Linked DNA regions of Homo sapiens: region 2 is linked to region 1. The links are chromatin loops, found by intact Hi-C in ENCODE. Cell type or tissue: heart right ventricle. All regions are shown on one strand. Links, peaks and the distances in the headings refer to the core of each region. The heading gives the core; the rest is flanking DNA.

Evidence for each region. Peaks named below come from ENCODE experiments on the same cell type or tissue, not always from the same donor. Only the 100,000 strongest peaks of a DNase experiment are listed, where the experiment ranks them.
Region 2: it touches region 1 in a loop (5-fold over the local background); 17 of 110 quality-filtered maps call a loop at or near these places.

What each region holds. Positions count from the first base shown.
Region 1 is chr18:77,642,028-77,658,356 of GRCh38, reverse strand. No RefSeq gene overlaps it. Among named protein-coding and RNA genes, the nearest start is that of LINC01029, 340 kb to the left of the region's middle. RefSeq lists an enhancer at 1-82 and silencers at 7,287-7,346, 7,407-7,456. In heart right ventricle, for the core only: a CTCF peak has its summit at 7,374 (motif pointing right); a DNase peak (open chromatin) is centred at 7,366; H3K4me3 peaks cover 329 bases; H3K27me3 peaks cover 1,500 bases.
Region 2 is chr18:76,795,672-76,812,000 of GRCh38, reverse strand. All of the region lies in intron 2 of ZNF236-DT (ZNF236 divergent transcript), which reads left to right. It also overlaps the pseudogene RNU6-346P. Among named protein-coding and RNA genes, the nearest start is that of ZNF236-DT, 18 kb to the left of the region's middle. RefSeq lists an enhancer at 321-410 and a silencer at 9,676-9,725. In heart right ventricle, for the core only: CTCF peaks have their summits at 8,080 (motif pointing left), 9,587 and 9,788 (motif pointing left); DNase peaks (open chromatin) are centred at 8,070 and 9,760; H3K4me3 peaks cover 695 bases; H3K27me3 peaks cover 949 bases.

The DNA of each region.
Region 1 (16,329 bases), core at 3,081-11,080:
ACAGCAGTGACGGATCCAGCCCTTCCCCTGCAGGTACTCACCCAGGCCTACAGGCCTCCCACGGACAGGGAAAGATGCTTTCAACACGGGCAGAGAACTGTTGATGCTTCAAGTCTCTGCCATCTGAGCGGAACGTGTTGGGGGCGGAGATTAACCTGTCATCAGTTGCGTTCTGGCATCTTCCCCTAAACAGAGCTCGGGGTGTGCTGAGTCTCCATCCTTCCCCCAGCGCCGCCTCCTCCGTGTGTCCTGTCAGGGAGATGAGGTGACTTTGTGTTTCTTCGCAGCTATGGGGAGATGAGGAGGGAATCGCCGGGTGTTGCGTCTTCCCTGTGCACCTGGGCCCTTAATCGTTGATGCTGCAGAGTGGCAGGGCACCAGAGCCCACCACAAGCCCCCGTGGAATCTACTGAGCTGAGGCCCCTCCAGCTCAGGTGTGCAGTGTGTGGTCTGAAGCCAGCCCTTCAGTCCCTGGCCCTGCTGCCCGATCCCAGGCTTCAGACATGTGGGGGATCCTCCCTCCGCCGGCCCCAGAGCGCTCGGTGAGGCCAGCGGCCCGCGGACTCTGTCTCCTGTGCTCCAGTCTGGCTTCTGCCTCCAGGCGACCACGGCACAAACCAGAAACGGTGGCTGAGGGCGGTCTGCAGCCTCCTGAGTGGTTTCCTGGGGGCACTGATCTGCGCTGGCCGCTCCGGGCTTCTCCACCTGGGCTCTTCCCAGAGCCTCCCTGAGTGGCGCTGAGGCCCGGGCACCTGAGTCATCCCTTCCTCCTTTAAACCTCTTTCCCGCGTTCCTGGCCAGAGGGGTAGCCTGGGCTTCGCTTACCCTCTTTCGTGTCATTAGGACTGCATTCCTTACCTAACATGATCCTGTCCTTATAAAATGCCAGATCCTTTTCCCTCCAGAAACCGGTACCATGACCTACTTTCAAGGTGCAAGAGGGAAAGAAGAAATGTACAAATAAAGGAGCAAAAACCTATAGTTACTGCAAAATTAAGACACATTCTATTCATGTTTAATGTGGAGGAATTTCAAAAATCTATAGTTACTGCAAAATTAAGACACATCTATTCATGTTAATATAGAGGAATTTTAAGGAGAAAAAATAAAATAGATCATAATACCACCTTCTCTGGCTCCTAGTCTGAATGAATTCTTCTTGGATGCTCCAAATTAAATATCAAAATTTTCTATTTCAGGCACTCCTCAGTATGGCTTATGGAAATACTGTGGGATATTGAAAACAAGGAAACTCCTCACCAAGAGAATTACTTTCTCTCTTCATAAATGAACCATGCGCTGTGCACAACACAAGTGGTGTGAATAGAGCCACCTGGCCCTGACTCTTTAGAGAAGATCTGTTAATAGAAAAGCACATTTTCTGAAATGATCCATGTGTAGGAACGTGCCAGGAGCCTGGGACTAAGAGCACAATCTCTGAGTCCCACAGCCCCTACTGGGGGCTCCATCCCCAGCACTGCAAGAATGGGAACATAGATCCATGTAGACAACTGTGTCCTGAAGAAGTGCACACAAACAGACCAGCACCCCAAATTCAGGATGGCTTGGGCTGCATTTAGGGGTTCAGTGGTCACTCGTGCTGCATTTGGGAGTGTGTACTTCCTTCATGTATGGCTGATGGAGATGAGGAAATGTTGTCATCCTATGATCTGTAGGATGGATTCATTTTAAAAGGTGCTCAGAGCTATCTCGGCAGGCCTTGCCATCTCTCAGAGGTGATGAGAAGGTGCTGGGGAATGTGTAATCCCAACACATGTGTCTCCTGAGACAACACGTTAGGTGTTAGGAAGCTTAAGACGGCCCTCAAGGGGAGGCAATTCTGCAGGAATGCCCTGGTAAGAACCAGTTCCTCCGAACCTCCGTGAAAAGTGTCCTACATGGTGTCTCCACATCATATGACCAGGGCACCCCCAAAGCAGAATGGCCCTCAACAGCAATGGGAACCCACACCCCCAGAGCCCTTGCACCTGCAGAGGTCAAAGGTTACCTGGTATTCAAGGCCCCAGTTGACTGATCAGGATGTTCCCGGTAAGAGTGTCTTTTCTGACCCTCCCCAGAACTAGGTTTTACACACAAATTCAAGTTTTGAAGATTTATAGACGAGAGATGATATAATATCTGGGCCACAACAGAAAAAAGCATAAGCAGCCAGGCATGGTGGCTCATGCCTTTAATCCCAACACTTTGGGAGGCCAAGGCGGGAGAATTGCTTGAGCCCAGGAGTTTGAGACCAGCCTGGGCAACATAGTAAGGCCCCGTCTCCACAAAAAATACACAAAAAGCTTAGCCAGGCATGGTGGCACGTGCTTTTGTCCCAGTTAGTCAAGGGGCTGAGGTGGGAGAATCCTTTGAACCCAGGACTTTGAGTCTGCCGTGAGCCATGTTCATGCCACTGTCCTCCAGCCTGGACAACAAAGCAAAACCCTGTTCCCCCACCAAAAAAAAAACCATGAGCTCTCTAGAAGGAAACCACCTGATGCTGAGGATGGTATAAATTGCTCATCAAACAGAACTCCTGGTTGTGGAATTGTTCATCATGGAAAAGCCCTGAGGATGTTGCACAGAGAGCCCCTTCCCTTGTGCCCATTCACCACAAACTATTTTATGTGTCTACTCTAGCTCCAGTCTCAATGTCACAGGGCCAGTGCCCACAGCAGCACTCAGGGCGTCATCATCAACTAGAGTCAACAAGGGACACAGAGGCCTCATCCACTGACTGAGCCAGGGTTGCAGGGGCTTCCCAGGCATGCGCCATGCTGTGGACTGAATTATCTCCCCAGGATTTGCATATGGAAGCCTAACCTTCAGTATGATGGTGTTTGGAGATGAATCCTTTGGGAGGTGATGAGAGTGAGATGAGGTCATGAAGGAAGGGTGAGGTTAGTGTCTTTCTGATAGGAGACTCCAGGGCATGCCCTCTCTCTGTCTCTCCACCAAGGGAGGGCACAGTGAGACAGTAGCATCTGCAAGCTGGGAAGCCATGGTGGATTTAACTGGCTGTGGAGGTGGAAGTGGCTTTAACTGGATGTGGAGGCGGAGGATTTTTATGACTCTGGGTTTAATGGTTCTAGCACAAAGTGGAAGAGGTCATGAGGCCAAAATGTTGGCGTTTTGTCTGCTAAACTCAATGGTAGACCCTGGTCTTCCAAGTGGCCCATTGGAAGAGCCTTCAGCCCACATCCTTCGCTGACTGAACGCAGGTGCATTTGCTGCCTTCTGCTGCTGGAACACCTGCTGCAAACCCCTGCTGGCCTGAAACAACACAAATGCATGATCTCCCGTGATGGAGGCCAGAAGTCTGAAATGGAACTCATGGGCTGGTACTCAGATGTCAGCAGGCTGCTCCTTCTGGGGGCTCAGGAGAGCCCCCAGCCCCTCCCCTTCTCCAGCTCCTGGAGGCCACCTGGACTCCTCAGCCAGAAGCGCAGTCAATGCAACCGATTGGCATCTTCAATCTCTCTTTGGCTGCAGCCCTCAGCCTCTCTTTCCATGTTTAAAGGGTCCCATGGGTATATTGGGTCCATGTGGATAATCCCCCTAAATTAACACCAGCCTATTAGCATAATTAATTCTACCCCCTTTGCAAGCTGACATCATCATATTCATTGTTTCTGGGGATGACGTTGTGAGCATCTCTGGTGGGAGAAGGAGAAGCATTATTCTGCCAGCCACTGTAAGATGGTCAGGAAATGGGGCCGAACTGGTGGCAACCAGGGAGTATCCACAGTTTCCCCTGTGTGATGAGAGGGAGAGCGGCTCACTGTGGAAAAAAAGGAAAGCCAGAGAAGCCTCTTCATCAACCCACAGATTCAGCCAAACTCACGAAGCAGTGGGGCCACTCCAGAAGGCACCAGGGCATCCGGAGCCAGGAGGTAGCATCATCTGTCAGTGCCAGTGGCACAACCGGACAGGAAGCCCCTCTTCTTGCCTTTGCCTCTTGCCACCTGCTGGGAGAATTTAGTGCTTATTCATCTTAGGGTTGGAGGAGAAAGAAGGGACTCTAGGGAGGTTTACTCAGAATACAATCCAGTTTGGGGGCCAGTGATGGAAGCACACATTCCCAGTGCAGCATTGGGATAGGGCAGTTTACTTAGGGCTTTTTAATTGATATATCGGGATTCAGCTGACCCTTCTCTGCAGTGCCTCCCACACCGTGGCCTTGTGACAGGCAGCCCACCATGTAAGACCCAGAGATTTTGACAGGGCCCATGTTTAGGAGGGTGATGCTTCTCCATCCACGCCTCGCTGTGCAGGGCACCTGTCCCTGCCTGGGTAGCAGTGGGGTTTGTGCACCTCAGCTTCGGGCACCGAGAATAACCTCTCAGGGCTCCCTGTGAACCTGGGCACGTCACCCAGCCTCGGAAGGTCATGGGTCCTGGGGTGACCCCGACACATGATCCCTTTCAGATGCCAGGGTCAAATCATGGTAGCCCCACACCCCAGCCAAGCGTGTCAAAGCGGGCGTGGGGCCAGTGAGGTGGGAGCAGGAATCTGATCAGGAGCTTTGGGGAAGTGTTTCTCACGTCCAAGAAAAAAACTGAGACTCTTCTTTGCGTCTGGGTATTTTCTCATCTGGTTGTGGCCCTTAGAAAGGCTGCATCTAACCGGCTACAAGTCTTCGGGTGTAGCCAGCACACATGGGGATGTGGGACCGGGAGACACAGGGAACAGAGACAAAAGCCACATCACTGTCCCTGGAACCCACGGCTTGTTGTTCAGTTAAAACAACAACAACAAGACGTGTGTGTGAGTGAAGTTGTTATATGACTGATGTGATGGCCTTCCCGTTCCTATCGATCAGGCATCCTGACTGACACGATACCCAAGCTCGTTGAAAATTATTCCAGAAATCTGAATATATGTTATAGGTATAATGTATTCTTAGCTAATGCATTATTACAAACTAATCTCCTCATTGCTATGTTAGATCATGAAAAATGGCAGGATGTTAAAACATACAGGATTTGAGTCTCTTTATCTTAAATATTCATAAATAAACTATTTTCTATGAAACTGTAAATTGCATCAAAAAGAAATATAAAGCCAATATGTGTATATCTTGTTGGGGGTGGGGGTGAAGAAGTAATCACAGTTTATTTCCACTAAAGTTTTAGGTTACTATACCTAAAGTTGGTTTACCTGAGTTCTATCAAGGAATAAATTTTACTTGTTACAAAAAAAGTTACAAAATGTTACATTTTTAAATAAAATTATAATAATTATTTCAAAACACATAATGATGAAAATCCAAAAATCAATCCTATTTATAAAACTATTGAAGTCTTGATATCTAAGATCTGACAAGACCAACATTAATTACGAGTAGACATGTAACAATTATAAATAAAATATTGAATGAGCCTCATAGGATATTAAAATAATAACATAAAACATCTTAATTTTGGGAATGTAAGACTGATTTAATAGCCTAATAGAATATATCTGTTGATCAAAAATAATATCCGTAAGAGTAGATAATCTAAAGATATTCGATAAAGTTCTGTATTATTTCTAAAATAAGCCTATTGTTTAGAGATAAAGGATTATTCTTTCTGTAATCAAAGATGCTCATTTTAAACAAACGGTAATGTTACATTTATAATAAATTAATATGTTTTACATCAGAAACATTGCAAATACACTTTATAAAATATAGAGGAAAAGATTATTATTGATAATCCCATGGCTGAATTCACTACTGCTTCATTTTCCTTCTTTATTTTACTTTACATTGCTGTAATCATATCATATTTATAAATCTTTACTTTTGTTTCACTTAAAGTATGTCATCAGCATTTCCAAGGGATAAAATAATCCTTACACACGTCAGTGCAATGGTTGCATAAGGTTCTCCTAGTGGTCTACCAGATGTAAGTAAACATTACTACCTCCAATTGACTGATGTGGGATCTCAGAGAGTTCAACTGGCTGGTCAGTGGTCCCCTCTGCATACCACAGCTGCACCAGGACCAGTCCACGAAAAGCTGAGGCACTCCCAGCACAGCCTCACAAGCTTACGGCAACTACTTAAAGACATTCTTGAGGCCTCTCTTAACTTGTGTTACCTAGCTTATCCTTGTGCTATGATTTTATCCTTGTGCTATAATGTTATCCTTGTGCTGTGATATTTTAGGAGTAAATCTGTTTGGACTTGGCATTCTCCATGTATGTTCCTATTACCTTTTCAGAGGATAAAATTTATGAGTTATACCTAGACTGTAGATTACAGAAGTTCTAATATCCATTCAACACCCAGAGGTTACAGACAGGATGATGATGAGCAAGTAGGTTTATTAATTAAATATATATATGTAACATGTCAGATCTCTGAGTATACTACTTATTTGTGTATCTCTTTTATGTATGAAGTGCTTCAGTTGACACATTCTTGTGACCTTCTTGTGGGTGGAGAAATTCCAGTAAGAACCAGGTCTATTTCATGGTGTCTATAAACAGAACTTGAAGCCTCTGCAGCATTAACTTTTTTTTTTTTTTTTTTTTTTCTTTTTTTGCTGGTGTAGACCCACTTGTGGATTTTTCCAGACTACATCAAGGGTTCTCTCTGAAGAATAGCCTCATGTGTTCACCCTTCCTGCGTGTCCTCACCCAAGGGGGCAACACCTGGTCTCAGCAGGCTCAGGATAAGCCTGTCCGTCGGCCTCCCGGCGTCTGCGTCTGCGTCTGCCTCTGCCTGGTCAGGGAGCAGCAGGAGCCGGGTAAGTGAGGCAGGCAGGCCTGGGGGTCTCCTCGGGTGGGCAGCGTGCCGGGCACACCAAGGGGTTTCTCCCTCCTTCCCCACCTAGGTCACCTGGCTTGGCGGGATGATGACTTACACTAACAACTAAAGGCATGAATAATAAGTCGTAGCTAATATTTATTGATTATGGATGATGTCTAGGCTGTTTAGGTTTCTGATCACATTTAATCCCCACAAACCCCTGTAAGACAAGCATTATTATTATCTCTATTTCACAAATGAGAGCAACAAGGCTGGGAGGGGGTTTGAAACTCGTCTTAGCTTTCAATGATGCAACAATGAATTAAACCAGGTGCACCTGGCGCCAAACCCATGCTCGTCACCATGCTCCTCACTACGGTTGCTCCTTGCAACCAATTTCTGTATATATTTTTTAATAATAATAAGAAGAACAAACAAAAAATCAAATGCAAGCCATGGAATTTTCAATGTTTCTTAATAAAAACTAAAGCGAAGGCTTCAAATCCCCCGTAGTCTGTAACTGTGACTAAAATGTGTGGCTGAGCCCCAGGGAGAAAGCGTCCAGCTGCTCGCGGTCCCGGCTTCTTCCCGGGTCTCCTCCCGCCGCGGCAGCGGGCAGTGCTCCCGGGAGGCCAGCAGGGGGCAGTGCTGGCGCGTGTCGGGAGAGGAGCCGAGGGCATGGCCGGCAGCTGGGAGCCTCGGCCCGCGTCCTGCAGGGTCCTGACGCAGGAACCGTGTGCTCTCCACACAAACATTGGGAAGGAAAGTACGGCGGTTAATTTGCAAAAAAAGGTTTCTCTCTTCCTCTGTATAGAGATATTGATATGTACATGTGTCTCTATCTATGTAGACATGAGGATGGATGGATGGATGGACGAATAAATGCATGGATGGACGGATAAATGGATAAATGGGTGATAAATGGATAGATGGATGGATGGATCGGTGGGGGGAATGGATGGGTGGGTGGATGGATGGATGGATGGATGGATGGGTGGGGGGAATGGATGGGTGGGTGGGTAGATGGATGGATGGATTGGTGGGGGGAATGTATGGGTGGGTAGATGGATGGATGGGTAGGTGGGTTCATGGATGGATGGATGGATGGATGGATGGATGGTGGATGAATGGGTGGGTAGATGAATGGATGGGTGGATGGATGAACACATGGGTGGGTGGGTGAATGGATGGGTGGAGGGATGGATGGATGGATGGATGGATGGATGAATAGATGGGTGGAGGGTGGGAGGAAGGGAAAGATGGATAGGTGGGTGGATAGGTAGGTGGGTGAGCGGATGAATGGATTGATAGATGGGTGGGTGGGTGGATGGGTGGGGGGGATGGAGGATGGGTGGGTGGAAGGGTAGGGGGGACGAGTGGGTGGGTGGATAGATGGATAGATGGATGGATGGATGGATGGATGGATGAATAGATGGATGGATGAATGGGTGGGTGGGTGGGTGGATTGTGTCTTTCTATGCATGTCTATAAAGGAAGATATACAGAGACTTAGGTAGGTAGGTAGAGTAGTGAGAGATTGGATCGTGGCTAAATTTAGGGGACTTTTTAAAGACTTATTTTAGACATGGTAATTTAAACATTTTAAGTCAACATAGATTTTAGATTTGTATTGTGCAGTTATTTTTTATTGACTCACCTTTTCCTACCCTCTCAATGAAATATGAATGACAATAGAATAAGGCATGTAAAGTTATAATACTGCTGGAAATCAGCAGTATTGATGCATGATTACCCAGGTACAATGACACAATTCCACTAGTCAAACCTAAGTAACACTGGGTCGGGACGTCAGGCTGAAAGGTGAAGGGGTGACTCCCACTTCCTCTGTATTGACCTAGCCTAGAGATGTTGGCTTTTCTCTGGCAGGAAGGGAAGACCCCAGCACCTCACAGAGCAGGTGCTTCTCCTCAGCTGACTGCCTCTGTCTCCCTCTTTAAGATGGCCCATCACAAGCCTGCAGCAGTCCATTCCAGCTAACAGCAGAGTGGACAAAAGAGTCATACCTGCATTTTGCCGGGTGCCCTGTCTCACGCCTGTAATCCCAGCACTTTGGGAGGCCGAGGTGGGCGGATCACGAGGTCAGGAGATTGAGACCATCCTGGCTAACATGGTGAAACCCCGTCTCTACTAAAAAATACAAAAAATTAGCCGGGCGTGGTGGCAGGCACCTGTAGTCCCAGCTCCTCGGGAGTCTGAGGCAGGAGAATGAATGGCGTGAACCCAGGAGCCGGAGCTTGCAGTGAGCCGAGATCGAGCCACTGCACTCCAGCCTAGGCGACAGAACGAGACTCCGTCTCAAAAAAAGAAGAAAAAAAAAAAAGAGTCATACCTGCGTTTTAGGATGGCCTCGGGGAAAGGCAGGCATCCAGACTACCATGACTGTGGGCCGTGTGCCTCCACAGATCCCCGCCTTAAGCTCGACGAGTTCCAACAACCACCAAACCGATGGTAAGAAGGGAGAACCGGACTCACTCACCCAGCCAGTGGGCAACAGTGGCCAACTTCTCCTCCCTCAAAACTCAGTTAACAGAAAATCAAGTAACAATGCATAAAGAGAGTGGTAGGAGAAATAAAGAAAATCAGAGTAAAGATGAAAACATACATTTCAAAATGGACTCTGTGGAAAACAAAATTCAATTTAATTGGATAAAATGTAATATTGCAAGTACTTCTTAAGGAGCTAGCATGAGCCTGGCAGCATTCAGCACACTGGGCATAAAGAGGCACCAAAACCACAGCCGAGCTCTTGCGGACCTGATATTCTCACAGAGGGAGCCAAAACATCATTAAAAAAGCGAATGTGTCAAATAGTGTCAAATGCTAAGAACAAAAGAAGAACAGAATGTGTGTGGCCCTGAGCTAGAGGAGTGGTCAGCAGGCAAATGGTAAAACATGCTTGGGTTGTGTTTTAATTAACAGGCAGAAACCTGAGCTCTGTGAAGGCCGAGGAAGAATGAGGTGCTGCAGTCGCAGGCATGTGGGGCCCAGCCAGGTGCAGGCAGAGGTGGGGAGGAGCGCTGCCCAGAACCGAGGCTCGGAAACTCACCATGTGCGTTCTGATTGAAGCAACCAGTCCTGTAGAAGGAAAATCAGCAATGAAGGCATGCTTGAGAATCTCCAAATGCAATAAATGCAAGAAGAAAATAAGATAAAAATTATGAGAAATGAAATACCTAAGTAAAAGGCAAAATATTGAAGAAAAAAAGATTTTGATGAATGTCTTTAACTTTTGAGATTTAAAAAATACCTACACTCTAGCCAAGAAAATGAGTTTACTTATAAAGAAATAAAAATGAGAATGGCTTTTTGGCCTTCTCCTGTCAATATGAAACTAGGTGTATCAGTAATCGATGCCTCTGCTGGCTGCCTTACAAACAACCCCAACACAGCACCTCAATCACGATCATTCACTTAACTTACAATGTGGGAGTTGAAGAAGCACTGCCAGCTGCTTTTTATTTAAAGTCACTCAATGAAACCGCGGCCAGACTTTACAGAGGTCTGCTGGTCATCTGGAAGGCTGAAGCGTCCTTCATGCACCTACCTGTGACCCAGGCAGGTAAACTCAAACAGCTGAGGGTCCCTGGGCCTGCCCCCCACTTCTTAATCTTTATCTGTCTATCTGTTTCTTTATCTTCTCTGTCTGTATCTCCCTCTCTCAAACTGCATCTGTCTCTGTATCTTTGTCTCTCTGTCTCTATCTTCTCCATTTATCTGAATCTCTATGTCTCTCTCTCTCTCTCTCTCTCTCTCTCTCACTTTGCCACATGACAGCTTCGTGGAAGCCAGCAGGAGGCACCCCCTGCCAGTATTGCGAAGGCACCCGTGTCCGTGTCCAGAAGGGAGTCTTCAGGAGCTCCACGGGGTTTTCTACCCAAGCTCGGAAGTGATGCTGCATTCACCTGTGCACCTGTCACAGGGGTCAGTCCAGGCAGGACCACCTCTCCATAGGGGGAGAGTCACAGCACGCTGGACATGTTGTAGACACACAATAGGTAGAGTTACGGCCTCTTTGAGGGAGCAGAGGCTTGAGTCAAGAAAGCCATATTCACCATTTTGTGGTTGAACAAAGAAGGGGGGGCAGCCCCCTCCCACCCAAAATTGACATCCAGACTAATGATGCCCCTGGCTCAGGTGGTCTGAGAGGCTGAGTTCTTGGTACCTCAGCAGTTGGAGCACCAGTATTCTTTTTTTCAAAATTGTAGTTAATTGAAAGTGTTGAAAATGTTGAATGTTTGTAACCATAACTTTTGCAACTTTGAAAAGAAATATACATATTTTTAAAGAAGAATTCTATAAAAGGTAATTTGAAAAATAAGTTATTAAAATACTGATATTATCAATGTTGACATCATCAAGAACTTTTTAGATTAAGTGAATATGCAACAGTAATAATAACTGCTTGTGTTTAATATTCAGATACTATTATAAAGAAACATTTTTATTTTGCTCAAATTTACATGAATATATACTTTTTTAAGTACATAAAATTTTAATGTTTTAGCACTTTCTTTTATTCTCAGCTGGATATTCTAGTTTGGATAATAAATTACACAGTTACTGCTGTGACGGGGCATTAGCCCAGCGTCAAACATGTGCTGCTCTTTGATTGATGTTTCGTGTGTCGGACTTCCATGAGAAACTCACAGGCTGACACAGTGACTGGACTGAGGCTCACCTGGGACACTCCTGGTCCTTCAGCCATAATACTCTTAGGAACTCTGATTCTCAAAGTAAAGTAGAAATATACAATGTACAAAGGAATTATTTTTAATGAGTGGGATTTCCCTTCTGGGGAGATGGGATATGCATCCTTTTCCCTCTTCCTCCCACTGAGCATAATGAATAATCTTGAACATTATGAGTAGAACAAGCATTAGACAGCTCAGAAGGCAGACTGGCTGGGGCCTCAGGATGCAAGAATGGCACAGAGGTGAGTTCTTGGACTCACCTCAGGGCAGAGGACTCCAGCAATATAGAAATGCTAACAGGCACAAAGAAAGCCCTGGCAGAAGAAAGGAGCAGCCTACCCAGACAGAAAACTTAGACAGTACCCACTCGACTCCAGCCACAACACATGCAAAACACTGCTGCCCTTCCCCATCCACACAAGCCAGATGGGGCCCCAGACTCTCACCCCCACCTGGCAGTAACAAGCCATCAGTCACTTCTAAGCCAGAGCAGTATCAAAGGAACCAGCTGCAACAGAAGGTTCCAGTGAGATAAGTAAGACCCAGAGTCTTCTGACATAGTACGAAATGTGCACCTCTTTCAATAGAAAATCCCTGTCATGCCAAGAAGCAGCAAGATCACAAAGTGGATGAAACAAGGCAAGCCATAGATGCCAACATCCAGCATAGAGGTGCTATCATAGAGTGACCTCACAGGGACTTAAAGCAGCCACAGTAAAGATACTTCAAGGGCAATGGCAAACATAATTGAAACAAATGAAAAAACACAAAGCCTCAGCAAAGAAATTGAAATCCTCAAGAAAGAAATAGAAAATACAAGGAAGTAAACAAATTTTGGACTGAAAAATCAAATAATAAAACAAGTTTGGATATTTGCAAGGACAATGATGACAGTCATGAATTAAGGATTGATGAGTATGATGGATTCTGTGCTACTGAAGCCCCCCAAAAGAAATAAATATATATGCCCACCCATCTTTGAATTCCATAAAAGGAAATTTCTAGAAAAGTATTTTTGAAATCTCTACATTTGGAAAGTTATTTCAAATTCTCCTCCCAATAAAAGATGTGTTATTTAGTGGAATAGCAGCAAGTTTTCAGGATGATGTTAATGTTCCCTTTCATTTTGTACACGTGCCAAAATGCATCAGTACGTAATCATCAGCCTTCCAAACTGTGTTCACACATTTCCCGTGCTAATATTTCACCCACATAACTTCATTTCCCTGCCTTTGATTCTTGCAATAACACATCTAGCACTTGTGAGCATGCACCGTCAGGCTGAAAAAGAGGCTTGTATCCTGTTAGGCATTACTGAATATTGGAATAGCCTCCTAATGCCTTTCCGCCCTTCCGAAAAAATCCACTCCTATTTATCCAGCACTGGTTTGGACATGAAATGTCCTCAATTAAATATTATTAACGTCTCAGTTCCTAAATAATGAATTTACATTTTCTGGTACTCTTTTGCCTTTAAAGCCCCTTTGACAGGCATTGTCTCGTGTTTTGGCCACAGACACTATGGGGTGGGGAAGATGAGTGTTATCACACATGCTAGCAGGTGAAAAGATTGAGGCTAAGATTTCATATCTGCCATTGTTTAGCTACATCACTAACCAATGTCAGATCCAGCCCAGAAAGTTATTGTTTTGAGTTTGGGGCAATGCTTTTTTCCAAATTTTTATACTTCCTTCTTATTCTTTATCTAAGCAAGCAAGAGCCCACCTTCTGCCCCTGACTAGACCCGGCTATGTGGCACGATTCCAGTGGGATTCACTTTCTGCCCCATCCACGGGTCTTGGCCTTTCTCACCTCCACCCATGTACTCAGGCCTTGTCATCTGCCTGGGATGCTTCCTGCCTTCTCTTTGTCTCTTTAAATCCTGCTCTGCAAAACATAGTTCAAATGCTCTTTCCTTCAGAAAGCCTTTCAGAGCTACTCTTATGAGCTACTAAGGCAATTAATTTTAAAGGAATTCACTCACCAATAAGCTTAAAAACAGATGTTGAGGTGTTTTGATATTTCACTCATCAGGTATTTATAGCTTGCTTCCCAGAATCAATTATAAGCTTTTTTTCAGTGGAAATATTCTTGAATTTTCCTTGAATTCTCACAGTGACCATAATATATAATAAAATAACATAGATGTGAACATAATATATAATAAAAGAACAAAATACCAGTGAGAATTTTATTTCCATGTCAAATAAAATCAACAAAGATTCTATTTGACATGGAAATAAAATTCTCACTGATAATACAATGTTCTAATAAAATGCTATAGAGCTTTATTTTAAGAATTCTCTTCTAAAACTTTCTGAGAATAGATGATGACTTGATGCATTTATCTAGAAGACGAAACACAGGTATTTCTTTTGAACAATGTAATAATTTAAAATGTAGGTTTAAGCTGACGTTTGTACCCAAAATGCCACTGTTAGAAATTGAGCCGTGGGTAATCTTACACAAGGTTGTTGCAGGAAGTTTCCAGCAGATGACTGTGAACAAATTGAGAGATGAGACAAAATGAAGTTCCGTGAGTCCAAAATATTACCTGAATGACAGGTCAAGGCTATAGCAGTAGGATGAGCCTAGCATGAGAGTAAAGCAGAATCCCAAGTAAAGCTCTGACCCAGGTCCAACCTTCCGGCCATCACAGGGAGTGTCTGGGAACCCATCCATTGAAGTGGAGGACAGAAATGGGTCCTGCTCATTAAGCTTTCTCCCTGAATCATGCCCAGTTATATACCCCCTATGTAAATGAAAAAAAAAAAACAAAACAGTAGACTTCTCAAAAATAGTGTAGCCTTACTAGATTGACCTTCTAAAATCAATCACTTTAGCTGTTGTATGCCAAATGGCTCCTAAGGAGGGAAAGAAGCAAAGAGATGATTTTGGAGGGGTGGTCAGAGTCCAAACAGAAATGATGGTGGCTTGGGCTAGATTGCACAGAGAATCTATGCAGAAAAGCTTAGATTCAGACATGTGAACTCAAGATATGAGATGAAGAGAAATATTTATTTGAGATGCATATTTTTCAAGATAATTTCTAGGTTTTTGACTGAAATAGCTAGGTGGACACCATGTTAACTGAGTTGTTGTCAGTTTGGGAAAATGTGTAAAAATCACAAGCTATGTCCTTGCAGACCTTGTGTCAATTCCCTCTTTTTATAAATGCAGCACCTGGGACACACTGGTAACAAATAACTTACCCACAGCAACACAACAGCAGAAATAAAACTGAGTCATCCATGGCTCCCTTTGCAATCTTTCCAGTACTAGACCTTTCTTAAAACTAGCTTTGAAAAGGCTGGGGGTGGTAGCTCATGCCTGTAATCCCAGCATTTTGGGAGGCCAAGGCAGGAGGATCACGAGGTCAAGAGATCGAGCTGCCCCTGGCCAACATGGTGAAACCGCATCTCTACTAAAAATACACAAATTAGCTGAGCATGGTAGCATGTGCCTGTAGTCCCAGCTACTTGGGAGGCTGAGGCAGGAGAATCTCTTGAAACCAGGAGGTGGAGGTTGCAGAGATAGCGCCACTGCACTCCAGCCTGGAGACAGAGCAAGACTCCATCTCAAAAAAAAAAAGAAAGAAAGAAAGAAAAAGAAAAAGAAAAAAAAGTGGCTTTTTCGTTTTTGTTTTTGTTTTTCTTTTTAATTATACTTTAAGTTCTAGGGTACACGTGCAGATTGTTACATATGTACACATGTGCCATGTTGGTTTGCTGCACCCATTAACTCGACATTTACATTAGGTATTTCTCCTAATGCTATCCCTCCCCCATCCCTCCACCCCACGACAAGCCCTGATGTGTGATGTTCCCTGCCCTGTGTCCAAGTGTTCTCATTGTTCAATTCCCACCTATCAGTGAGAAGATGTGGTGTTTGGTTTTCTGTCCTTGTCACAGTTTGCTCAGAATGATGGTTTCCAGCCTCATCCATGTCCCTACAAAGGACATAAACTCATCCTTTTTTATGGCTGCATAGTATTCCATGGTGTATATGTGCCACATTTTCTTAATGCAGTCTCTCATTGATTCGGGTTGGTTCCAAGTTTTTGCTATTGTGAATAGTGCTGCAATAAACATATGTGTGCATGTGTCTTTATAGCAGCATGATTTGTAATCTTTTGGGTATATACCCAGTAATGGGATGGCTAGATCAAATGGTATTTCTAGTTCTAGATCCTTGAGGAATCACCACACTGTCTTCCACAATGGTTGAACTAGTTTACAGTCCCACCAACAGTGTAAAAGTGTTCCTATTTCTCCACATCCTCTCCAACACCTGTTGTTTCCTGACTTTTTAATGATCGCCATTCTAACTGGTGTGAGATGGTATCTCATTATGGTTTTGATTTGCATTTCTCTGATGGCCAGTGATGATGAGCATTTTTTCATGTGTCTGTTGGCTGCATAAATGTCTTCTTTTGAGAAGTGTCTGTTCATATCCTTTGCCCACTTTTTCATGGGGTTGTTTGATTTTTTTCTTGTAAATTTGTTAAGTTCTTTGTAGATTCTGGATATCAGCCCTTTGTCAGATGGATAGATTGCAAAAGTTTTCTCCCATTCTGTAGGTTGCCTGTTCACTCTGATGGTAGTTCTTTTGCTGTGCAGAAGCTCTTCAGTTTAATTAGATCCCATTTGTCTATTTTGGCTTTTTTTGCCATTGCTTTTGGTGTTTTAGTCATGAAGTCCTTGCCCATGCCTATGTCCTGAATGGTACTGCCTAGGTTTTCTTCTAGGGTTTTTATGGTTTTAAGTCTAACATTTAAGTCTTTAATCAATCTTGAATGAATTTTTGAATAAGGTGTAAGGAAAGGATGCAGTTTCAGCTTCCTACATATGGCTAGCCAGTTTTCCCAGAACCATTTAT
Region 2 (16,329 bases), core at 5,335-13,334, 850 kb after region 1:
ACCGTGGCACTCCAGCCTGGTGGACAAAAGCAAGACTTCGTCTCCGACAAAAAAAAAAGATACAGGTTGTAAAGAGCTTGCTGATAAAACAGGTTGCAGTAAAGAAACCAGCTAAAACCCACCAAAACCAAGATGGCAACGAGAGTGACCTCTGGTCGTCCTCACTGCTACACTCCCACCAATGCCATGACAGTTTACAAATGCTGTGACAATGTCAGGAACTTACCCTATGTGGTCTAAAAAGAGGAAGCATGAACCATCCACCCCTTTTTCTTAGCATATCATCAAAGGCTTCTGTGAAATAGATACCGGCCAGCATGGTGGCTCTCGCCCATAATCCCAGCACTTTGGGAGGCCAAGGCAGTAGGGTGGCTCGAGCTTAGGAGTTCGAGACCAGCCTGTCCAACATGGTGAAACCCCTTCTCTACTAAAAATGCAAAAATTAGTCGGGCATGGTGGCACATGCCTGTAATCCCAGCTACATGAGAGGTTGAGGCACGAGAATCACCTGAACCTGGGAGGCAGACGTTGCAGTGAGCCGAGATCATGCCCCTGCACTCCAGCCTGGGCAACAGAACAAGACTCAGTCTCAAAAAAAAAAAAAAAAAAAATTCAGGCCCAGTGCAGTGGCCCACACCTGTAATCCCAACACTTTGGGTGGCCGAGGTAGGAGGCTCTCTTGAGCCCAAGAGTTGGGCACCAGCCTGAACGACATAATGAGACCCTGACTATTTTTTCAAAAAAATTAGCCAGGCGTGGTGGCAAGTGCTTTTGGTCCCATCTTGAGAGACTGAGGCGAGAGGATCGCTTGAGCCCAAGAGGTCAAGGCTGCAGTGAGCCGTGATCGTACCACTGCATGCCAGCCTGGGCGACAGAGTGAGAACTTGTCTCAAGAAATATATATATATATATATAAATATATATTCATGACACTTCTTAAAGACGATAAGGAAGGCTTTAGTCAAGCAGGGTCATGATCTTTACTCAAGGGACCCCTTTGTAGGGACCTTGAGTAGGGACCACTTTGCAAAAGGGCATAGAGATTGGTCCCAACTGTAAATACAACAAGAAAAAGTGGGTATTTATAGCTAAGGAGAAGGTGGAAGGTCACTGGATGGAAACTTACTAAGAGGAGACATCAGAGGGAGGACTCTGGTTAAGCCAACCTCACAGGACCTGCAGAGGGCAGGCCAGGGAGATCAGACGTGGCCTGGCGGAGGGTGGAGGATGAGGAACCTGTCAGATATCGAGGGTCGGGGGTGTAGCTGAACTGGCTGAGCAGGACTCTTGCTAAAATTGGACAATACAGAGATAACACAGAAATCCAGAAGTCAGGACCTAGTTGAAAAAGCACCCAGAGCCTAGAATGGAGAGAAGAAAAAAAGAGGGGAAAAGGAAAAAGTACCCCGAGGAGCCCAAATGGAGTTAGGTGAAGGAGATGATGGTCTCCGGCATCGCTCATCTCTGCACTCACCACTAGTGCTCAGCACCCCTGGGAAGCCGAGTTAGGTGAAGGAGATGATGGTCTCCGGCATCGCTCATCTCTGCACTCACCACTAGTGCTCAGCACCCCTGGGAAGCCGAGTTAGGTGGAGGAGATGATGGTCTCCGGCATCGCTCATCTCTGCACTCACCACTAGTGCTCAGCACCCCTGGGAAGCCGAGTTAGGTGGAGGAGATGATGGTCTCCGGCATCGCTCATCTCTGCACTCACCACTAGTGCTCAGCACCCCTGGGAAGCCGAGTTAGGTGGAGGAGATGATGGTCTCCGGCATCGCTCATCTCTGCACTCAGCACTAGTGCTCAGCACCCCTGGGAAGCCGAGTTAGGTGGAGGAGATGATGGTCTCCGGCATCGCTCATCTCTGCACTCAGCACTAGTGCTCAGCACCCCTGGGAAGCCTACAGAGATCACAAAAGTGAAAAAAGTCATTTCATCCTTAACCCAGTCCTTATCCACAATTCCCCCAAGGGCATGACAATGCCAGGGCTCCTGTTTCCTAAACTGGCCTCTGTGGGGAAAGAAGAAGAATGCTTTTCATTTGAGATTAATGGGACACATACCGTGGAATGCCATGCAGTGGGAATGGGATACAATGATGAAAAAAAGCCCACCCCCAGTCTTAAGAAACTTGCAGGTTTTGTGGGAAAGGGAGAGGCAGCAAATACTACGATACGAGGGGGAGAGGTAAGTGGAACTGGAGAGATCAACCTGTGGGCTCCCTTCCAGAGCCCGGTGACCCCAAGGACCCTGGATTTTGAAGGCTGATCAAGGGCAGTGCATGGGAGAGAACAGCGGAAAGAGATGCCTTCAGCTTCACAGGTGTTTGCTGGGGTGATAGTGGCTTCGAAAATCAAGACCCCTTGGAGACTGGAAAAAAACCTACATGCAAACAATTGCTCTGGGAGTTGTAGCAGTAAAGTCGCTTCTGCCTTTTATTGCATAATTAAAATACCTCCATGGAATAACCTTTTTTTTCTTTTTTTTTTTTTTTAGGTGGAGTCTCGCTCTGTCACCCAGGCTGGAGTGCAATGGCACGGTCTCAGCTCACTGCAACCTCTGCCTCCCAGATTCAAGCAATTCTGCCTCAACCTCCTGAGTAGCTGGGACTACAGGCACGTGTCACCACGCCCAGCTATTTTTTTTTTTTTTTTTTTTTTTTTGAGACAGAGTCTCCCTCTGTCGCCCAGGCTGGAGTGCAATGGCGCAATCTCAGCTCACTGCAAGCTCCGCCTCCCCGGTTCCCGCCATTCTCTTGCCTCAGCCTCCCGAGTAGCTGGCACTACAGGCGCCTGCCACCCATGACCGGGTAATTTTTTTTGTATTTTTTAGTAGAGACGGGGTTTCACTGTGTTAGCCAGGATGGTCTCGATCTCCTGACCTCATGATCCGCCCGCCTCGGCCTCCCAAAGTGCTGGGATTACAGGCGTGAGCCACCATGCCCGGCCTTAATAACTTTTTAAAGGATGTCAAGTTAATGGAATGTATTCTGCTTTAGAAAATAAAACTCTTAGGTTTTCAAAACTTAGCAGCCCCAGCATTACCAAGGGCCTGCCTACCGTTTACAGTATGTGAATCCTACTTCCTTTTCATGGTTGTAAGACTGGGATTTTCTGGGAGCCGACCTGCAGGAGTCCACAGGCCACCCGTTAGGACTGTGCACGCTCCTCCACAAACATGCCTGTGGGGGGATCCTTGGCTCTCTCTGCAGGGGTGCGTTGGGTGTGCACCAGCTGGGAAGGAAGGATCTGTCGGAACTGCAATCAAAGCCACGGCAGGCCTCCCAGGGTCTTACTGGTGGTGAAAACAACCAGCTTCCTCGTCCCTCCCTCAAGCATGGCAACCACCGCCCTGAGACTCAAAGATACCTGGAGGAGTGTGATCGGGCTGACCTGTTGCTCTTATCTGGAATTCTTTGAGGGTGATGGGAGATCACTTCTTTTTTTTTTTTTTTTTTTTTTTTGAGACAGGATCTTGTTTTGTCAACCAGGCTGGAGTGCAGGTTCAGGTGATTCTTCCGCCTCAGCCTCCCCAAGTAGGCTGAGTAGCTGAGAAAACAGATGCGCACCACCATGCCTGGTTAATTTTTGGATGTTTTGCAGCCATGTGGTTTCACCATGTTGTCCAGTCTGGTCTTGAACTCCTGAGCTCAAGGGATCCTCCCACCTCGGCCTCCCAAAGCATTGAGATTACAGGTATGAGCCACTGTACCCGGCTACCCAGGAGATTACTATTTTTTGGCATAAAACCAAACAAAACTATTCATTAGTTTATCCACTCAACATTGATTTATTATTCCTGACTGCAGCCAACAACATTGTGAATACTTTCCCTGCCTCAAGCTCTGTTCTAGGTCCTAGAACATTCATGACAATTTGTTTCTCTGCCCTCTGGCAGGTGAGAAAACTTTGTAAGAAGTTTCAATAGCAAAAAGTATGAGAAGATGTACAATAGATCTGGGACTATTTGTAACAAACCCGGTGGAAGATGTAGGAGCAGAGGTGGAAGGCCTTAAAGAGGGTCCTGCGCATGCCGGGCGGGCCTCCAACAGAGAAAACACACAACCTGGCCAGGCACAGTGGCTCACGCCTGTAATCCCAGCACTTTGGGAGGCCAGTGCGGGTGGATCACCTGAGGTCAGGAGTTCGAGATCAGCCTGGCCAATGTAGTGAAACCCCAGTCTCTACCAAAAATACAAAAATTAGCCGGGCTTGGCACAGGCTTGCAATCCCAGCTGAGGCAGGAGAATCGCTTGAACCTGGGAGGTGGAGGTTGCAATGAGCCAAGATCATGCTTTTGCACTCCAGCCTGGACGACAGAGTGAGACTCTGTCTCAAAACAAAATAAATAAAATAGACACGCAATCCATACCACAGCCACCAGGGTGATTGTCCAGGTTGTATTTCTGCTGACATCGACCCTTCATGCCTTCCTCTTGTTGACCCTTCCAGCTACACCTAGCTCGGTCCTCTTCGGAGCCACGCCAACACCCAGGTTCCTCTGCAGTGCATCCCCATGGGGATTTACCCGGTGATTGATTTTATTTCTTTATTTATTTTTATTATTATTATTATTTTTGAGACAGAGTTTCACTCTTGTTTCCCAGGCTGGAGTGCAGTGGCGCAATCCCAGCTCACTGCAACCTCTGCCTCCCGGGTTCAAGCGATTATCCAGTCTCAGCCTCCCGAGTAGCTGGGATTACAGATGTGTGCCACCACGCCCAGCTAATTTTTGCATTTTAGTAGAGACGGGGTTTCGCCATGTTGGCCAGGCTGGTCTCGAACTCCTGACCTCAGGTGATCTGCCCGCCTCGACCTCCCAAAGTGCTGGGATGACAGGCGTGAGCCACTGATCCGGCAGTTCTTAATCAGACAAAACTCAGCCCCAACTCCAGTAGCTGATGCAGGGGTGGAATTTCATTCTGCTTCTTCCTTACTGTTATTTTATGCAAGGGGGTGGAGCGTGTGCGTGTTGGGGACGGAAAAGTGGGAAAGGCAAATGGTCCGCTGGACCACAGTGGTCATTGTATGGGTCAGAAATCAGGTTACTCTTAGAGAAAGAAACTATTGAGAATCAACCCAAAGGGAATTAAATGAACACCTGTAAAGGAATGTGGGGACTTACTAAGCACGGGGCTGAGAAGATGCCATCAGGCAAGGGTGATTCCGATAGTCGGAGGAAGCTACTCCCTGATATAGCGAGGACTGAGGCTCACATGTCACAACCGGTCATCGTAAAGACCAGCGGTGCTGCTATACCTCCCACAGTACATAGAATAACCCCGTAAAGAATGACCTGGCTGGGGCCTGAGAGCATTGCTTTACCTGGAGGTGCAGCCAGTCAGCCAGGGGAACGAAGCAGTATTTGTGGGCTGAGCAGAGAGGGCCCTGGGCAGATCCTGGGTGTGTGCACATGAGGGCCCCGGGCAGGGCAGGGCAGAGGAGGTTGGGACACTGAGTCAGAGGTATGCTCCTGAAGGCAACCCACAAGGGGGCCAGTTCGTGGAACTGCAGGCCTGATCCTGAGCAGCATGGTGCGGAGCTGTCTGGACAGGCCTGCAGAGAAGGGCGCCTACCTTACTGAGGTCAACCACACACATCCAGTAGCCACAAGGCTGCTGTCGCAAGGCGGTGCCTGGCCTATCTTGTGATGATGTTTGTTTTTACACATAATGTTATGCTTTGCTTATGGACAAGCAATGGAGGCTGGCGAGGCTGCCCTGGGCCTGTTACACACCCAGAGGGCCCTGTGCCCACCTCAGGCCTCATTCTCTCCTGAGGAGAGAGCCCAGTGTCCGGAAGACATCCCTCCCCTCCTGTTTGTTCTCTCCTGCCCTCTCTCTGCTTCTGCTTTTAAGAAACACCTGTTGGCCAGGCGCGGCGGCTCATGTCTGTAATCCCAGTACTTTGGGAGGCTGAGGCGGGCAGATCAGGAGGTCAGGAGTTCAAGACAAGCCTGGCCAACATGGTGAAACCCCTGTCTCTACGAAAAATACAAAAATTAGCTGGGCATGGTGGCGCGTGCCTGTAGTCCCAGCTCCTCGGGAGGATGAGGTGGGAGAATCGCTTGAACCTGGGAGGCTGAGGTTGCAGTGAGCCGAGATGACACCACTGGACTCCAGCCTGGGCTATAGAACAAGACTCCCTTTAAAAAGAAAAAAAAATTCATGATCTGGAAGCCCGAGTGTAGCTAACTGGTGGACAGATGAAAGTGAAATGTGTGATGTTTCCTAAGACCCCCTAAGACTTCCCTGAGCCACGGGAGGCTCTCACGAGTGTGTAAGCCAGGGTTTTGGGGAAGGGGTGGATGTGTGTGTCTCGCATTTTCCCAGCTGCCTCTCCTTTCCCCTTCTTCCTTGCTCCCGGAGACTTCCTTGTGGATTCCTTCCCAGAACTTGGTCTGAATTCCCTAATAGACATTCTCCTAGCGGGATGAGTCCCCCTTTACAGCACTCGGGAAATGCCTGCTCCTCTAGCTGTCTCTGATCCACCTCTCCTGTCTTTCAACTAAGGCCCCCACATGCCAGACCATCGTTGGTGGACCTCGTCACCAGCATGAAGTGGGCTCTTGGAGTTGTCGACTGACTAGTTCACAATTAGTGACTCATAGCATCTCACTCATTTCCTTTTCATCAGTAGGAGGCAGCAGTCTGCACTTTTGCATCACATTTCAAAGACATCTGTGTGTTTGTTCTCGTGCAGAACACTTTGACTATTGTAACCTCTAGGTCCATGAATGACCCTCATCTTCAGTAAAAGTGGATTCACGCTGGCAAAGTCTGCTTTGTTTTATTGTGACACATGGAACATTATGGATTTTGGTGAATAAAAACTAACTTAAATTGAAGTCATTCTTGTAAAATGAAAATACATTTTTCTGCTGTTCTTAACTTTATAATATAGATACATACTATGTCTTATGAAATAGTAAATGGAAAACACGATTCAAAAAGCGCTATTTTGGTAAATAACTTGCATAAAGGGCATATGGACAACACAAGTCCACAACACAATAGACAACAGACAACACAACCTGTTACACAGGCACTCAAGTTCGTCTGCAGATTTGGTTTTCTTTTTTTTTTTTTTTTCACTCCTGATGCCCAGGCTAGAGTGCAATGGCGCGATCTTGGCTCATTGCAACCTCTGCCTCCAGGGTTCAAGCGATTCTCCTGCTTCAGCCTCCCGAGTAACTGGGATTACAGGCATGCACCACCACGCTGGGCTAATTTTGTATTTTTAATAGAAATGGGATTTCTCTGTGTTGGTCAGGCTGGTCTTGAACTCCCAACCTCAGGTGATCCGCCCGCCTTGGCCTCCCAAAGTGCTGGGATTATAGGCGTCAGCCACCAGGCACAGCCTACAGATTTGGTTTTCAATATCACTTGACATGCACAAAGTACGGGTGAACAAGCACTTTTATTCTTTTTTCTTTTTTTCTTTTTTTTTTTTTTCTTTTTGAGATGGAGTCTCGCTCTGTTGCCCAGGCTAGAGTGCAGTGGCGCAATCTTGGCTCACTGCAACCTCTGCCTCCCAGGCTCAAGAGATTCTCCCACCTCAGCCTCCCGAGCAGCTGGGATTAGGACCACCACGCCTGGCTAACTTTTGTATTTTTAGTAGAGACAGGGTTTCACCATGTTGGCCAGGCTGGTCTCAAACTCCTGACCTCAGGTGATCCTCCCGCCTCGGCCTCCCCTCAGCTGGGATTACAGGCGTGAGCCACCGTGCCTGGCCACAAGCACCTTTTTTCTTTATCTCCTATGTTTGAAATTAAAATGAAAAAAATGTATAAACCTTATTTAATTAACAAGTGATGAGTCATTTTTAGTAAATGGACCTAAATACCTTAAGAAAGCCATCAAGTGTCAAATAGAGAGATGTAAGCTACCATGGAGAGCCTTTCGGGACGTATGGAAGGAACCAGTTTGCAATGACAACATGCTGTGGGTGGTGCCTACCTACACTGAAAGATTCGGATGGGTTTTTCAGAGTGCCCTCTTCACTGTCTTCCTTCACCCAGCCCGCCTCCTCTTCCAGGACTCCGACCCACTTTCCTCCTGCGCCCTCTAGTGTCTGTCTGCTTTTCCGTTCCCCCCATTTCTACCTTAGGATTTTTCTGTGCCTTTCATTCATCCTCCGTCTGCGTCTCCCGTGGTACTGACTTCAAAACCCCTGACTGTACCGAAACTCGGTGTGAACGAGGACTGCAGTGCTGCTGGGGATGCATTCTCCATTTGTACTTGAAGAGTTACGTCAAAACCTAAACTGTAGGCCTGACAGATAATGATAATTTGTCTATGGCAAAAACATAAGCTTAACTGCCTATCCTAATATAACAGGAAGCTAAACTATTTATACTGAACTGAATTCTCCTACATTTACAACTCATAAACCTGCAGCTTCCTGGACAGGCAGCAGACACTCCCAAACTCCGCTGTGTCCTAGTATATAATACTTTCGGCCAACCTACATGTGTAACTTACATCATTTTCAGAATATGAATGCTTCAAGTGGCATATTAGACATTAATAATTTAAGCAATGAAATTAACTGATACAGAATATATAGGTAAATAATAAAAGAAGTAATTAAAAATCTTTGTTTCATCAGTTCATATTAGCTATATATGTTCTCAAGTCTCAAAGAAAAGGTATTATTTCAAAGCAACTTAAAAAATATTTAAAAATTAGCACCCTATAGTTCTCATTTAATAAGTTAAATGGGTAATTAATTGGCATTTTATTTCAATAGAAGCTTATTTCAAAAAGCTTTCTACAGAGTTATTTTGTGTAAAATGGTAATTATGCCCACAATTTTCTAAATGAAGCTTGCAGAAAGGGCTCATTTTTGCCATAAACATAATTTTCATTGATGTTTCCCTTAAAGACAAATGTTTCCTTCACTGAAATAGACTTTTGGAAATTGTTTAATTATTTTTACCTTGGCAATTATGTCACCTTCCTTGAATATCCTCATTAATTACATTGCCACTGGTACCTCTGAAGTATTTGGTGTTTTCTTAAGTTCTTTAAGCTCTTTATTTTATTTTATTTTATTTATTTATTTTTTGAGACAGTCTCGCTCTGTCGCTCAGGCTGGAATGCAGCGGCCTGATCCCGGCTCCCTGCAACCTCTGCCTCCCGGGTTCATGTAATTCTCCTGCCTCAGCCTCCGGAGTAGCTGGGATTACAGGCTCGCACCACCAAGCCCGGCTAATTTTGGTATTTTTAGTAGAGACAGGTTTTGCCATGTTGCCCGGGCTGGTCTCAAACTCCTGACTGCAAGTGACCCGCCTGCCTGGGCCTAAGTTCTTTAAGATCTTAATGTAGAGTCTGAAAAGAGGGTTTCAGTCTGGGATTAAGTGCCTTTTTTTTTTTTTTTTTTTTTTTTTGCGACGGAGTCTCCTGCCTCAGCCTCCCTAGTAGCTGGGACTACAGGCGCGCACCACCATGCCCAGCTAAGTTTTTGTATTTTTAGTAGGGATAGGATTTCGCCATGTTGGCCAGGATGTTCTCAAACTCCCAACCTCAGGTGATCCGCCCACCTCGGCCTCCTGAAGTGCTGGGATAACACGTGTGAGCCACCGCTCCCGGCCAAGTGCCAATTACTTAATATTCCTAACTTTTTAACATATCCTAAAATACAACTCCACACCCAAGTTCAGGCGCTCGCGGATGGTCTTTTGTTGGCCGCACTCCTCCCTCCGGCTCTGCTCCAGCCCAGCCCCAGCCTCCTACCCTGGGGGCACCGCTGTCCCGCGGCCGAAGAAGCTGCGCCGCACCGGCCTCTGCCGCCACCTGGCGCCCGGCCGGGGCACGACGCACTGGACACCTTCCTAATAATATGAGCCGCACGCTCCCGTGGGGCACCCCTGACCCTCGCGGCCGCGCGTCTCAGCGCCCCTTCCGTGGGCTGCGGGTCTCACCCCCCAATCCCACTCCCACGTGGGCCCAGGTTCCTTCCGGGTTGAAAGCAGGGAACCTGCAGAGCTCACTCATCCTAAAAACGACCTTAATCCTGCTAGCCTCCAGGAGCCCCGCACCCTGCTCGCCCTGGCCCCGGGGAGGGCACCCCATCCCGCCACCCCACACCCCAGAGCCGACTCAGGGCTAAATCCTCCCCTTAGCTCCGTCAGGGCCCTGAATGACCCCCCCGCACACCCGTGCGCACTTCCCCTGGGCTGGCCTGACCCCCATACCTGCAGCCCCTTCTTTGCCCAGTCCCTCAGCTGCTCTCAAAGCCAGTGTCCTCAAGACTGCGCCTGTCACGGTCGTGCGTGGTCCCCACGCAGTCGGCGCCTAGACCTATCCTACTGGATCGCCCAGAGGCCTCAACGGAAGGCTGTGCTTTCTTTTTTCTTCTTTGGGGGGCGAGGGAGGCAGGGAGAGGGGTCTCGCTCTGTCGCTCAGGCTGGAGTGCTGTGGCGCGATCTCGGCTCACTGCAACCTCTGCCTCCCGGGTTCAAGCAGTTTCCTGCCTCAGCCTCCCAAGTAGCTGGGACTACAGGGCCCCGCCATCACACCCAGCTAATGTTTTTAGAGATGGGGTTTCGTCATGTTGGCTAGGCAGGTCTTGAACTCCTGACCTCAAGTTATCCTCCCGCCTCAGCCTCCCAAAGTGCTGAGATTACAGGCATGAGCCACTGCTCCGGCACTTAAAATCCACTTTTCATTACACATCACAATAGAATTGAGAAATGGTTTGTTCTTGTTATGTAGAATAAGAGATGACACTTCAAAATGATGATTTTTAAAAATTTTCGCTCAGCTCATGGGGCACCCACTTATTGAGCTTTTTATCTTTCCAATTTGCTTCAAATGCCAAACGACCATTGAATGGCCAACGTTGAGTTCTTTGGCAACTTCTCCTGTAGCGTAAGAGGATCAGCTTTGATGACTGCCCTCAATTGATCACTGTCAACTTCTGAAGGCCGGCATCTATTGGCAAAACTTCTCGAACCACCACTGCACTGTGTGTGCCCTAGCAGTTTCTGGGCCAAATGAATTGTTGATGTTGCCAGTTGTCTCTTCTGCATTTTGACCTCAAATAAGAAAATTGCTCAAATTTGCTTTTTGTCTAACATCATTTCCATAGTCTAAAATAAACGTAAAATAAACAGCAAGTAATGTCATTAGCAAAAAAAATAAAGCGAGAAATGCCCGTTAAAATGATGTATGACATATTTATTTAAGAACATATTCCAATATCAAACAGCAAATTCCAACAATGCAAAAACCACAATTACTTTTGCATTCACCTAAAATTGGAACGATACAGAGAAGACTAGCATGGCCCCTTAAAAAAAAATACATAAACTGCAGAAGGGATTATTTTATGTAGTCTAATTTGTTTTGTTTGTTTGTTTAGACCTAAGTATTGGCCAGTTTTTCATCCTTACATTTTTGTGTGTCTGACCTTCATCTGGCATCATCTTCCTTCTGCCTGATATACAGGTATATTTTTTACAAGTTTTCTTAGTGAGGATGTCTAGTGGCAAACACTCATTTTTTTTAACTGAAAATGTCTTTATCTTACCCTAATTCTTTTTTTTTTTTTTTTTTTTTTGAGACTAGATCTCACTCTGTTGCCCAGGTTGGAGTGCAGTGGCACAATCATAGCCTAGTATCCTCCATCTCCTGGGCTCAAGTTATCCTTCTGCCTCAGCCTCCCAAGTAGCTGGAACTACAGGCATGCACTGCCATGCCCAGCTAACGTTTTAAAAATTTTATTAGAGACAAGGTCTCACTATGTTGCCCACGCTGGTCATGAACTCTTGAGCTCAAGCTCCCCGCCTCCCAAAGTGCTGGGATTACAGGTGTGAGCCACTGCACCCGTATTTTGCTCTAATTCTTTTTTTTTTTTTTTTTTTTTTTGAGATGGAGTTTTGCTCTCGTCAGCCAGGCTGGAGTGCAATGGTGCGATCTCGGCTCACTGCAACCTCCACCTCCTGGGTTCAAGCACTTCTCCTGCCTCAGCCTCCCGAGTAGCTGGGATTACAGGCACGCACCACAACACCTGGCTAATTTTTTTTGTATTTTTAGTAGAGATGGGGTTTCACCATGTTGGTCAGGCTGGTCTTGAACTCGTGACCTCAGGTGATCCGCTTGCCTTGACCTCCCAAAGTGCTAGGATTACAGGCAAGAGCCACCACGCCCGGCGCTCTAAATATTAAAATATATTTTTTTTCTACATATAGTATTTTAGGTACACAATTATTTTCTTTTGAGCCCACTAACAATATTCCATTTTTAGCTCTGCCTCTGTTGTGGGTGATGAAAATAGATAATCTTTGTTCATTTGGACATCTCCATCGTCTTCAGTGGCTGCCTTGGAGGCTTCTCTTAGTTGTTGGTGCTTGATAACTCATTATGGTGCCTAACTGTGGGTTCTTTTTATTTATTCCATTTACTTATTCATTAGAAATTCTCAAGAATTATAATAATAATAATTATTATTATTATTATTATTATTATTATTTTGAGACAAAGTCTCACTCTGTTGCCCCAGGCTGGAGTACAATGGCGTGATCTTAGCTCACTGCAACCTCCGCCTCCCAAGTTCAAGCGATTCTCCTGCCTCAGCCTCCTGAATAGCTGGGATTACAGGTGCCCGCCACTACGCCCGGCTAATTTTTGTATTTTTAGTAGAGACAGGTTTTCACCATGTTGGTCAGGCTGGTCTCAAACTCCCAACCTCAGGTGATCCACCCGCCTCAGCCTCCCAAAGTGCTGGGATTACAGGCATGAGCCACCACACCTTGCCTCTCAGAAATTATTTCTGAGGAATCATCTTAGAAACATTTCTACAAATATAATCTTAGCCTTATTCTTTCTCTTTCCTCTGAAATTCCAACACCCATATGACAGGCCTTGTCATTGTATTCTCCAAGTTTCTGAACTTTTTTTTCATATTTTCTCTTTTTCTCTCTATACTGCATTCTGGGTAACTTTATTAGATTTATTTTGTAATTCACCAATTTTATCTTTTACTATGTCTTCCGTTAAACCTCTCCATTTGCTCTGATGATTTAATTATTTTTTGTCTTTGTAATTTGGTCCTTTCTCATATGTGCTTGGTCAATATTTTTCGATTTTTTAATTCTAAAATTAACAAACATACACAAAAAGTTTGAGTGGATCACCTGAGATCAGGAGTTCAAGAGCAGCCTGACCAATATGGTGAAACCCCGTCTCTACTAAAAATACAGAATTAGCCAGGTGTGGTGATGGGTGCCTGTAATCCCAGCTACTTGGGAGGCTGAGGCAGCAGAATTGCTTGAACCTGGGAGGCAGAAGTTGCAGTGAGCCAAGATCACGCGCCACTACACCCCAGCCTGGGCAACAACAGTGAGACTCCATCTCAAAAAAAAAAAAAAAAAAAAAGAAAGAAAGAAAAGAAAAGAAAGAAAGAAAGAAATGTATTTTCTACAAATAAAGAGTTTTACTTTTTCCCCAAAACTGGAGCCTTTAATTTCTTTGTCTTGCTTTATTGCACTGGCTAAAACCTCTAGTATAATGATAGATAGAAATGGTAACAGGAAATATTTGTTTTGCTTTCCTGCTATTAGAAAGAAAAATGAGTCTTTGACCATTAATTATTATACTGGCTGTAGTTTTTTTTATAGAAGCCCTTTATCCTACTGAAGACATGCCCTTCCTTTCCTAGTTTGTGAGTGTTTCTATCATGCATGAATGCTGGATTTGCTAAAATTGTGTTAAGAAGTTTTGCATTCATATTCATGAGGGCTCTCAGCCTGTTCTTTTGTTGTTGTCTTTCTTGGAACATGTTTTTTGGGTCTTTGTATCAGGGTAACACTGGTCTCTGAATTGGGAAGTATTTCTCTCTCTTGATTCTTACCAAACACACACTTTTCAAGTCATAGAAACGATGTTTCAGCTTTTGAATTTGTTGCTGTTCCTACCTTTTGTTCTCAGCTGCCAAGGATGAAACACCAGCAGATAGGGTGCAAGCTATGCAAGGGTGATGAAGAAGGAAAAAGGTTGGCATCGATCATTTGCTACCAGACACTGTTACAGGTTGTTGTTGTTGTTGTTGTTGTTTATTGAGACAGAGTCTCATTCTGTTGCCCAGGCTGGAGTGCAGTGGCATGGTCTCAGTTCACTGCAACCTCTGCCTCCCGGGCTCAAGCGAGTCTCCTGCCTCAGCCTCCCAAGTAGCTGAGACTACAGGCATGTACCACCACGCCTGGCTAATTTTTGTATTTTTAGTAGAGTTGGGGTTTCATCATGTTGGCCGGGTTGGTCTTGAACTCCTGACCTCAAGCAATCCACGTGCCTTGGTCTCCCAAAGTGCTGGGATTACAGGCATGAGCCATAGCACCCGGCCTGTTACATATTTAATCTCTTTTCATTGTCTCACAATTTCTTGAAGAGTGTACGATGACTCCCATTTTACAAGTTTGTTAAGAGAGGTTAAATATTCGCCTAAAATGACACAGTAAGTCTTGGAGTTGGGATGGAAAAGCAGCCTCAGGGCCTCTAGAGGCCTTGCATTCTTTCTTACACCAGGTAAGCAGAGTGAAGAATATACCTAGTAGTTCAGGAAACTGTGATCTAGAATTTAACTTGAGTTCACTCCAGAGTTGTTTAATTTCACAGATTCCAAATTAAACTAAATCCTGACACTGGCCTGAAGTTTGAAAATCAAGTTTAGCCTAAAGCTGCCTCCTAACATATTTTAAGTTCGGCCTAAAGATTTCTCTCTACGTCTTGTGAACTATATAGCATGTGGACATGTAAACAGACCATAGCCTACACCTGTTTTGGCCAATCAAATGTATCCAACTGCTTGAACTGTGTTTTTTTGTTTGTTTTGTTTTGTTTGTTTGTTGACAGTTTCACTCTTGTTGCCCAGGCTGGAGTGCAATGGCATTATCTTGGCTCACCACAACCTCCGCCTCCTGGGTTCAAGTGATTCTCCTGCCTCAGCCTCCCAAGTAGCTGGGATTACAGGTGTGCACCACCACACCCGGCTAATTTTGTATTTTTAATAGAGATGGGATTTCTCCATGTTGGTGAGGCTGGCCTCGAACTCCCAACCTCAGCTGATCCACCCACCTCAGCCTCCCAAAGTGCTGGGAATACAGGCATGAGCCACCTCGCCCAGCCTGAACTATGTTTAAATAAGGCAAATGCTGAGTTGTAACCAATCTGGCTGTTTCTGTACCTCACTTCCATTTTCTGTACATCTCTTTCCTTTTTCCGTCCATAAATCTTCCACCATGCAGACGCACTGGAATCTCTGCGAACCTGTTGTGATTCCGTGGGCTGCCTGATTCGCAAATTGTTCATTGCTCAATTAAACTCCTTTAAATTTAATTCGGCTGAAGTTTTTCCTTTATCAAGTTGAAACTGTCTGGAGTAGTTCCAGGGGTAAACAGTTAACTTAGTTTAGCACCTAAGCAAATAGAAATAATATGATAGTGAAAATAATACTAATAACAACTTATAATAACTAGATAAATCAAATGTTTGCTAAATCCAATCTGAAATTTGTAGCGATACCAGGCAACCTCATCTCATGACTTTCTAGGAAGCACTTGGCAGCCCAAGAAAGTGGACACAGTTCCACATGACAGGGATCATTGAAGGGATCATGTGAGGACCAGCAAGGAACTGATGGGGGCTGGGGGTGAGGGGCTGGGGGGATGTTAGGTTGCTAACAAGAGCGTGATTTCAAAAAGCACAGTCAGCTGCTCTGAAATAAGGACAGTGTTATTCAAATGTAACCTCCCAGTGGATTCACCTTGCCTGCTGCCTAGACAGAGTCAATTTATCAAGACAGGGGGATTGCAATAGAGACAGAGTAATTCATGCAGAGCCGGCTGGGCAGGAGACTAGAGTTTCATTATTACACAAATCAGTTTCCCGAGAGCATTCGGGGAGCAGAATTTTTAAGGACAACTTGGTGGGTAGGGGGAAGTCAGTGAGCCGGCAGTGCTGATTGGTCAGAGATGAAATTAAAGGGAGACAGAGCTGTCTTCTTGCACTGAGTCAGTTCCTGGGTGGGGTACCACAAGATCACATGAGCCAGTTTATCAATCTGGGTGGTGCCAGCTTGAGTGCAGGGTCTGTAAAATATCTCAAGCACTGATCTTAGGAGCAGCTTAGGGAGGGTCAGAATCTTGTAGCCTCTAGCTGCATGACTCCTAAACTATAATTTTCTTTCTTTCTTTCCTTCTTTCCTTCCTTCCTTCCTTTCCTTCCTTTCCCTCCCTCCTTTCCCTCCCTCCCTCCTTCCTTCCTTCTGCATGACTCCTAAACTATAATTTCCCCTCCCCTCCCCTCCCTTCCCTTCCCTTCCCTTCTCT